2 separate regions of the Homo sapiens genome follow, and region 2 is linked to region 1. A link is an interaction called in ENCODE POLR2A ChIA-PET data of the cell type or tissue named here. Cell type or tissue: OCI-LY7. All regions are shown on one strand. Links, peaks and the distances in the headings refer to the core of each region. The heading gives the core; the rest is flanking DNA.

The links. ChIA-PET counts read pairs that join two places held together with the same protein. Peaks named below come from ENCODE experiments on the same cell type or tissue, not always from the same donor. Only the 100,000 strongest peaks of a DNase experiment are listed, where the experiment ranks them.
Region 2: POLR2A ChIA-PET joins it to region 1 with 6 read pairs; 2 of 35 experiments call an interaction of 5 or more read pairs at or near these places.

What each region holds. Positions count from the first base shown.
Region 1 is chr16:14,602,784-14,608,249 of GRCh38, forward strand. PARN (poly(A)-specific ribonuclease) reads right to left here. Exons shown (of 24, transcript NM_002582.4): 10 at 3,701-3,743; 11 at 1,363-1,443. Among named protein-coding and RNA genes, the nearest start is that of PARN, 25 kb to the right of the region's middle. In OCI-LY7, for the core only: no CTCF peak of the experiment used is centred there; a DNase peak (open chromatin) is centred at 3,518; H3K4me3 peaks cover 1,890 bases; H3K27ac peaks cover 2,455 bases.
Region 2 is chr16:14,408,737-14,413,812 of GRCh38, forward strand. No RefSeq gene overlaps it. Among named protein-coding and RNA genes, the nearest start is that of LINC03107, 17 kb to the right of the region's middle. In OCI-LY7, for the core only: no CTCF peak of the experiment used is centred there; no DNase peak of the experiment used is centred there.

The DNA of each region.
Region 1 (5,466 bases), core at 2,089-4,588:
TGGGTTCTGAGGAGGTGTGGGGCTCTCTGCCTCGCCCTCTCAGAAGAGAGCTGCAGAGTATCAAAGCCCTGAGCTGCAGCCTAGAACTCATCCTCAGTGAAGCCACATCACAAAACACATGCTGCAATCATCTCGTATCTTTTTTTTTTAAGACAAGGTCTCACTCTGTCACCCAAGCTAGAGTACAGTGGCATAATCTCAACTCACTGCAACTGCAACCTCCACCTCCCGGGGTCAAGCAATTCTCCAGCATCAGCCTCCCAAGTAGCTAGGACTACAGGCGCACGTCACCACACCTGGATAATTTTTTTTGTATTTTTTGTAGAGATGGGGTTTCGCTATGTTGCTCAGACTGGTCTCAAACTACTGAGCTCAAAGTGATCCTCCCACCTCAGCCTCCTAAAGTAGTGCTGCGATTACAGTCATGAGCCATCACACCTGGCCTCTAACTGGCACCTTTTGTTTCTGCGTTGTCCTTTTTAGTATGTGGGACAGGGACCACAGGCAGCACCTCTTGCTAATCTTTCCCTGTGTAGGTAATATGCTGTCTCCCAAAGTGGGTCATTGTGGTTAAGTCAATTAGGAGTGACCCTGCCTAATGTACATATGAGCATGACATTCATCCACATGCAAACCCACTCCTCTCTCCTCCACCTTTTCCCCCAACCGATGTCACTCCAGCCAACCCCTCCAAGTGAATGGAGTGCAGTCTACCCCGTTGTGCAAATGTCTGGCATGAGCATCTTCCTCCTTCCCCCTTCCTCCTCCACCACCCACATTCAGTCATAAATTCCATGGATTCTACCTTCCAAGTATCTCCAGATTCCATCTACACTGCTACTCACTATCCTACGCCAGGTCACCAACATCTCCTAGCTAGGTTACTCCACAGCTTAACTAGTCTCCTGCCTCCAGTCTTACTCACTCGAAACCATTCTTCACACAGCAAGCAGGGTGATGTTCCAACAGTACAACCTAAGCATGTCATCCTCATCTGTCAGATCATGTGCTCTGAACTTGGTTTAAGGAAAACTAGTAACTATACATGAAGTTAGACGTTGCAGTATTAAAGGATAGTGACACTCAGTGACACAAGCTAAATGAGAATCAAGAGTACTTTCTTCAGGACTGGTTTAAGTAGACACTGGTCATCAGTGACGTCAGACTCACTTTGCTAGCTACGTCTCATGCTTAAATCTAACTTCCCCTTATTCTAGTCCAGGTTTTTCTGCCAATTCCATTGTTCTATGAAAGAAAACTATTCATTAAATTGAATCCAACATATGATCTGAAATAGACAGGAATAAATCAATATTTATGTTGCCATTTCTCACCCCCCAAGAATTAACATAGCCCAATTACCTGTTCTTTGGCATGTTTCTGCTGCTCTCTTCTTTTGCGTTCTTCTTCATCTACTTTGCTGATAACTATATATCGCTCCTTCTAAAAGACATAAAGCAGATATACAATTTTCTTTTCTTTTTCTTTTTTTTTGAGACAGAGTTTCGCTCTTGTTGCTCAGGCTGGAGTGCAATTGCATGATCTCAGCTCACTGCAAACTCCGCCTCCTGGGTTCAAGCGATTATCTTACCTTAGCCTCCCGAGTAGCTGGGATTACAGGCTTGTGCCACCACACCCGGCTAATTTTTGTATTTTTAGTAGAGACGGAGTTTCTCCATGTTGGTCAGGCTGGTCTCAAACTCCCCACCTCAGGTGATCCACCCGCCTCAGTCTCCCAAAGTGCTGGGATTACAGGTGTGAGCCACGGTCCTGGCCACAGATATATACAATTTTCTAGAGACAACTTAATCCAAAAAATTCAGATTTCTGCTGCCATTAGAATTTTTTTTTTGAGACAGTCTCACTCTGTCACCCAAGCTGGAGTGCAGTGGCACAACCTCAGCTCACTGCAAACTCTGCCTCCCAGATTCAAGTGATTCTCCTGCCTCAGCCTCCAGAGTAGCCAAGATTACAGGTGCGCACCAATACGCCCAGCTAATTTTTGTATTTGTAGTAGAGACAGGGTTTCACCATGTTGCCCAGGCTGGTCTCAAACTCCTGACCTCAAGTGATCTGCCCACCTTGGCATCCCAAAGTGCTGGGATTACAGGCATGAGCCACCACACCCAGCCAGAAGTTGTAATTTTTGTAACCGCACACTTTTTTTGTATGTGTGACAGGTTATCACTCCCATTGCTCAGGCTGGAGTGCAGTGGCATGATCACAGCTCACTGCAGCCTCAAATTTCTGGGTTCAGATGATCCTCTCACCTCAGCCTCCTGAGTAGCTGGGACTACAGGCATGTACCACTATGCCTGGCTAATTTCTTTTTATATTTTTAGTAGAGACGGAGTTTCACCATGTTGTCCAGGCTGGTCTCAAACTCCTGGGCTCAAATGACCTGCTCATCTCAGCCTCCCAAAGTGCTGGGATTACAGGCCTGAGCCACCATGCCCAGCCACTGTAGTCTTTCATGAGCCAAATACAACAGAAAATACTTTGAAATGCCAACATAAGTTGAGCTAATGCATTACAAACCAAATTTTGTCTCTGTGTTTCCATGACATTTTCCTACGGTTTACTAATTCAACCCAACAGACATCAGTTAAAAATATCAACAGACTGTGAGAATAAGACATTTCCTATGACAAATACTAAAAAAGTTATATTGCATTTGAACATTGACTTCTGAAGAGTTTTAAAGTAAAATGTATATGTTGTATTAACATTAACAAAACTTACATATATATGTTGTATTACCATAAGAAAAAACTCTGGATTTTCTGCCAAAGTGTCAGATAACTAGTACTTTCTTTCTCATATATTTTGTGTCCACTAAAGATAAATTATCTACCAAGATTATTTTTCTACTTTATTTAATCTCTAATTTTATACCTGACTTAACAGCAACAACAAATTATAAAATTGAAAAACTGCAGAAGGAACCCACCACTAGCCACCCACTTCCCATCACAATTCTATCAGTGTACCCTGTGTACTCAGGACAATAGCTGTGCTTACGACCCAAATTCTAAAATTTAATTTTGTCTGCCCACGCAACATGAAGCCATTTCTTCACATGTACCATTATAGCTTTCTGCCATAGTAAGAATACAAACTAATATTTGTATACTTTCAAGTTTACAAGGCATCACTTCCACTTACCCACGGTATCACCATAAAAAGGCTATGAGAAAGTATAGATCACCGTTATCATGCTCAGTCCCAATGTACAGAAGAAAATTAGGCTTAAAGAGATCAAATGACTTACCCTAGGTTACCTAGCTCATAACAAGCACAGACAAGATACAAATTCTGACTTTCAGCACACTAAGGATTGAGCATGGTAGCTCAGGCCTGTAATCCAGCACTCTGCGAGGCCGAGGCGGGCAAATTGTTTGAGCCCAGGAGTTCAAGACTAGCCTGGGCAACAGGGCGAAACCCTGTCTCTACTAAAAATATAAAAAATTAGCCAAGCATGGTGGCACGAGCCTGTAGTCCCAGCTTGGGAGGCTGATGTAGGAGGATCACCTGAGCCCAGGAAGTCAAGGCTGCAGTGAGCCGTGACTAACCACTGCACTCCAGCCTGGGTAATCAGAGAAAGACCCTGAGGGAAAAAAAAAAAGAAAAAAAAAAGAAACCCCTAACAGTGTAACAATGGATGTGTTTAATGTTAGCCCTAGATAATTCTTGGGGTTACCTTTTCAGTTTCTAAAGTCTCAACATGAATGCCTTTCGGATACCTAAAGAAAAGAAAAACATAGTATCAGTAGATGAGTCAATGACAGCTAAATCCCAAAGTATTTTATAAGCAACTATCCAGCTACTAATTAAGTAAGTTTTATTAACTACAAAATAATTATCACTACAATGGAGACTTTACAGCACATTTATTTTATAACGTTTCAGCTGCTAAATGTTTCCTTACCCTTGCTCTTAAACACATAAACGTGGATTTGACTTCAAATTAATTTTTTTTAGGACTTAGGTATTTTCTATTTTTTTTTTTTTTTTTGAGACAAGAGTCTCTCTCTGTCGCCCAGGCTGGAGGGCAGTGGCGCGATCTCGGCTCACTGCAAGCTCCACCTCCCTGGTTCACGCCATTCTCCTGCCTCAGCTTCCCAAGTAGCTGGGACTATAGGCACCTGCCACCACACCCAGCTAATTTTTTGTATTTTTAGTAGAAACGGGGTTTCACCGTGTTAGCCAGGATGGTCTCGATGTCCTGACCTCGTGATCCTCCCGCCTGGGCCTCCCAAAGTATTGGGATTACAGGTGTGAGCCACTGCGCCTGACCAGGACTTAGGCACTTTCTAAAATGTCCTACATCTCAAAATACAGTCAACTCATTACCACAGAGTCAAATCTTGCTTCCAAATATAAAAATGTTTCCTAACTGAAATTGTGAAAGTCTTTTTATTTTATTTATTTATTTATTTTTTTGAGATGGAGTCTCACTCTGCCACTCAGGCTGGAGTGCCAAGCCGCAATCTTGGCTCACTGCACCTCTGCCTCCAGGGTTCAAGAGATGCTCCTGCCTTTGCCTCCCAAGTAGCTGGGATTACAGGCATGTGCCACCATGTCCGGCTAAATTTTGTATTTGTAGTAGAGACGGGGTTTCACCATGTTGGCCAGGCTGGTCTTGAACTCCTGACCTCAGGTGATCTGCCCACCTCGGCCTCCCAAAGTACCAGGATTACAGGAGTGAGCCACCGCGCCCGGCCTGAGTCTTTTTAGATTGCACAGGGCATATAAAGAGGAGGTTTTAGATGGCCAGCTCTGCTGTAGTTTTGCATGGTATTAACAGCTTGCATCAGCCAAGGAGGAGAGGGATCTGGAATGCAGGTGGAGTAGGCTGCAAGGACGACATGACAGGAAAGGAGTGTGGGCAAACTAAACAGCCCTTTCCTGTTGTGTTCAAAGTATATTCCCAGTATACATGTCACTGGTAGATTCCAACAGAAGAACAAGGTCCCCAAAGTCAAATGGAAATGTCCACCTGTCTATGTCAATGTTCAATTTCTGAGTTGAAGACCCACCTGCAAACACAAGGAAACCAAGGGAAACATCCTTGGAAAAATACACACACAAAAGTCTGGATGTTATTTCAGGGGATTCACAGACCTCCTGAAACCCATCCATAGTCTCACCCTAAGTTAAGAACTCTTGCTTTACCAAAAGCATTCATCTGAGTATTTCCTAGGTCTGAAAACCAAATATTTATTGTATACCCCAAAGGACAAAAACACTACCAATCCATAGCTTAACAGATGCACCAAAGTGATAATTATTTTAAGAAGCCTTAAAGCATCTGTTAAAAAACAATAACAAAAGAAAATTAAGTGAGTATTCAACTTAAGAAAGTAGGGGGAACTTCATGTAGTCAAATCACTGAGAACCGCAGAATTTCAAAAAGGAAATGAGAACTAAGAGATTATATTTAGTCTTTAAATCCTGGGTCCCCCA
Region 2 (5,076 bases), core at 1,169-3,668, 190 kb before region 1:
TGATCGAACCACTGCACTCTGGCCTGAGCAACAGAGCCAGACTCTGTCTCTACAAAAAAAAAAAAAAAAAAAAAAAAAAACAACTAAGAATAAGGCTCTTTCTGGCTGCTAGGAAGGGCCCCGGTCCCTAAGCTTGGCTCATGAGCAGTGGAGCTGCCACCTTTGAGGGCTCCTGGAGCTTGGAGTCAGGGCACAGAGCAGGCCCAGTGTGGATTTGAGCCTGGAGGGCCTTTCCACACATACCTGACCCAATATGCTCCTGAGACCTTCTCCCAGCTCTGGGGAGCAATGGCAGGGAGCCCTGGTATTAAATAATTGTGGCTAGGTCCAAGCATGGTGGCTCACGCCTGTAATCCTAGCATTTTGGGAGGCTGAGGCAGGTGGATCGCTTGAGGCCAGGAGTTCGAGACCAGCCTGGACAACGTGATGAAACTCCATCTCTACTAAAAATACAAAAATTAGGTGTGGTGGTGCACAGCTGTAATCCCAGCTACTCAGGAGGCTGAGACAGGAGAATTGCTTGAACCCAGGAGGCAGAGGTTACAGTGAGACGAGATCACACCACTGCACTCCAGCCTGGACGCCAGAGCAAGACTCCGTCTCAAAAATAAATAAGTAAATAAAATAAATGATTGTGGTTCACAACACATTCCATTTAATTTAGAAAAAAATAATGGATTATGGCTTAAAAAAAAAACAGAGTCTTGTTCTGTTGCTCAGGCTGGAGTGCAGTAGTATAATCATAGCTCACCACAGCCTTGAACTTCTGGGCTCAAGCAATCTCCCTGCCTCAGCCTCCCAAGTAGCTGGGACTATAGGTGCACACCAACACACCCTGCCTTTTTTTTTTTTTTTTTTTGGTAGGATGGGGGTCTTGCTACGTTGCCCAGGCGGGTCGGGAACTCCTCAAGCAATCCTCCTGCCTCGGCCTTCCAAAGTACTGGTATGATAGGCATGAGTCACTGCGCCTGGCTAGATTGTAATGTTTTTACAACCCATGTTTGTGGAGTGAAACTTATGTGTGTGATTAATGGTCAGGGATTCCACCAGGGAGACTGGGGGCCACTCCCCTGACAGCCTCTGGAAACCCCACCCCTAGACTGTCCTCAGCTACTCAGCTGCATCTCTTAACCCCTGCAAAGCACTTAGAGCAATGCCTTGTGTGTAGCAAGGTTGCATAAGAGCCTGCTCTTACTGCTGCTGTTTTCATTCCATCTAGCACTTTACAAGCTTCAGGCAAGAAGTCCTAGATTCATGAAACACCAGCATGTCCTCCTGGGAAGAAAAGGCTCTTGGAGAGCCGAGCTTATGACAGAAAAGAGACATCAACAAATTCTCCTCCTAATATTTCTTGATTGATTGATTGATTGAGACAGGGTCTCACTCTGTTGCCCAGGCTGGAGTGCAGTGGTGAGATCACAGCTCCCTGTAGCCTCAACTTCTCAGGCTCAAGCAATCCTCCTGCCTCAGCCTCCTGAGTAGCTGGAACCACAGACACCTACCACAATGCCTGGCTAATTTTAAAATTTCTTGTAGAGATGGGGTCTTGACACATTGCCCAGGCTGGTCTCAAACTCCTGAGTTCAAGCAGTCTGCCCATCTTAGCCTTCCAAAGCGCTGGCACTACAGGTGTGAGCCACGGCACCCGGCCTCTTCCTAATGCTTAAAGAGAAAAATGTAAAGATGCATCAGTGAGTCTCAGGACGCTTCCCATCACTAACCTCTCTCTCCTTGGGCCACTGACTTGCTGTCCAAACAGTGCACCCTGGTCATGATTCATGTGCGTTAGCCATATCCAATGGCTACCCAGCTCCTCCTGCAGTCTTGGAGCTGAGGCCTTCCCTTAGGAAGGGAAGGGACCCCTCTTCAGGGGTCCAGATTTTCCCTCCAGCTTCATAGCAAATCCCATGACCCACCAACAAATGACAGCAAGCCCACCCTCCCTCCCACCTGGATTCGCCCATCCAGCGTGAGACACCTGTCCACCCAAGTCCCTGCTAGCTTCCCATTGAGATTGACTCTCCCATTCAGAAAGCGTAAGAGAAGAGGATATTGATGGCTCCCTGCAAACACATGATCGCCGTGGAGATGGAGATGGGCAAGCATGCAGAGCAACGGGGCCGGAGACCTGGCTGAGGGAGGGGAAGCCATCCCGAAATGAATCCTGGAGTGGGTTGGGACCCTGCACGGATACACTGCGACCGATTGCTTGTGTGTAGGCAGCTTCAGCTCCAGGATTACAAGGCCACCAGATGAGGTCTGGAAAGGTGAGGGCTGTGTCGTTGCCGCCAGGTAAATATGGATTCCTGGGTCACAAAACCCAAATAGTAATGTTTCCTGTGGTGGACACTACCTGAAAGGACCCCGATGTTAGTAAACAGGCAACTATAATTCACTATATCTTCTGAGCATATCAAATTCCTAATAGAGAATATAATGGCAGAGTACCATGTTAAGAAAAGCAATCACAGGCCAGGTGTGGTGGCTCACACCTGTAATCCCAGCCCTTTGGGAGGCTGAGGTGGGAGAATCGCTTGAGGCCAGGAGTTTGAGACCAGCCTGGGCAACATAGCGAGACCCCCATCTCTACAAAAATTTAAAAATTAGCCAGGTGTGATGGTGTGCACCTGTGGTCCCAGCTACTTGGGAGGCTGAGGAAGGAGGATGGCTTGAGCCCAGAAGGTTGAAGCTGCAGTAAGCCATGATCACGCCATGGCACTCTATCCTGGATGACAGGGCAGGACACTGTCTCAAAAAAAGAAAAGAAAAAGAAAAACATCTAAGTACCATTTCCATAACTCTATTGCTAAGCTCAATGGTTATCAAATGCTTATCACAAAGATTCAACCTGGACACATACCCAGCTCCTGGCTGCTTCATAAATACTCCTGCTCCTTTTTTTTTTTTTTTTGAGACGGAGTCATGCTCTGTCGCCCAGGCTGGAGTGCAGTGGTGGCGATCTTGGCTCACTGCAACCTCTGCCTCCTGGGTTCAAGTGATTCTCCTGCCTCAGCCTCCCAAGTAGCTGGGATTACAGGAGTGAGCCACTGCGCCTGGCCCTGCTCTTTATCAGAATAAATGGATTCATGGCCTCCTTCACACTCTTCCCCCATCCAAAGCACCCCCCACACACTCACAGATGCGCTCACGCACACACGCACACACACAGTGTTGTCTACTCAGTGTGTTCTCCCAAAAAGAGAGGTGTTCAAACTCCGTGTGCCTCATTTTGTTGTGACAACTTTCTTTTACTTTTTATTTATTTATTTGGAGGCAGGGTCTCATTCTGTGGCCCAGGCTGGAATTCAGTGGAGTGATCTCAGATCACTGAAACTCGAACCCCTGGGCTCAACTAGTCTTCCCACTTGGGCCTCCCAAGTAGCTGGAACTACAGGCACATGCCTGCATGCCTGGCTAATTTTTAAAATTTTTAGTAGAGACGAGGTCTTGTCATGTCGCCCAGGCTGGTCTCAAACTCCTAGGCTCAAGCGATCACCCCACCTCGGCCTCCCAAAGTGCTGGGATTACAGGCATGAGCCACCATGCCCGCCCTGTAGTGACAACTTTCTAAACTCAATGCTCAGTCCTCCATAGCCCTCCAGTTCTTGCTGAACTTTTTTTTTTTTTAAATAGAGACAGGATCGCCCTATGTTGCCCAGGCCTGGAGTACAGTGGCCATTCACGAGCATAATCACCATGCTCTACAGCCTCGAACTGCTGGCCTCAAGTGAACCTCCTGCCTCAGCCTCCCAAGCAACTGGGATTACAGGTGTGCACCACCATGCCTGGCTACACTGGACTTTTTAAGTTAGATACTCACAGGGACATTAGCAATGAATCGACTTCACAAAGCTTCCTCATGGATAGAGTTCCTCTGCATTTTACAGTTAGGACCCAGGTCAGCTTCTGCAACTTCATGCTAAAAATTTATCAATGTCAATTTTTTAAACGTGCAAAAATATGTTAACACAGCATTAAACAAGAAGATAGGACACCACCTACGCATCCATTTTCCCCATATGCACTGATTTTAATGAAATTGCTGCTGTTTATGAAATACAAATGACTGGTAAATTTTTTTTTTTTTGAGACAGAGTCTTGCTCTGTTGCCCAGGCTGGAGTGCAGTGGCACCATCTCAGCTTACTGTAACCTCCATCTCCCGGGTTCAAGTCATCCTCCCCTCTCAGCCTCCTGAGTAGGTGAGATTACAGGCATGCACCACCACACCCGGCTAATGTTTGGTAGAGACGGGGTTTCTCCATGTTGGCCAGGCTGGTCTCGAACTTCTGACCTCAGGTGATCCACCCGCCTTGGCCTCCCAAAGTGCTGGAATTACAGGTGTGAGCCACTGCACCCGGCCACTGGTAAAGATTTTAAATATTGCAGCTGAGCCTTCTGTGAATGTTTTTGTTTGTTTTGTTTTGTTTTGTTTTTCTTTTTTCTTTTTTTTTTTTTTTTTTTTTTGAGACAGAGTCTGTCTCTGTTGCCCAGGCTGAAGTGCAATGGCACGATCTCGGCTCACTGCAACTTCTGCCTCCCGGGTTCAAGTGATTCTCCTGCCTCAGCTTCCCGAGTAGCTGGGATTACAGGTGCCTGCCACCGCGCTCGGCTAATTTTTGTATTTTTAGTAGAGATGGGGTGTCACCATGCCGGCCAGGCTGGTCTCGAACTCCCGACCTCAGGCAATCTGCCCACCTTGGCCTCCCAAAGTGTTGGGATTACAGGCGTGAGCCACCGCCGGCCGCCTTCTGTGAATGTTTTATTAAGTTCCCATATAGCCCAGTTCACTAGCGGAAATAAGCAGCAGGGAGATTGGCACATTGTATCTCCCATTTTTAGATTAATACTTAAAAAAAATCTTAGGACTTTCATTAATTTTTTTTTTCTGCCCAGAACATTTATTTTCACTGAAAGGCTTTGGTCTTAATCTATTCTGAAAACCCGGGGTTTCATTGTAGGTGAACTGATTAGGGAGTCCGCATTCTTCCAGAGTGACATAAATCCTGCACCCGTGGGGAAGGGTGATAATATAGATTGCATTCTTGCCTTAGGTAGGTGGACACATTATCCTGGGA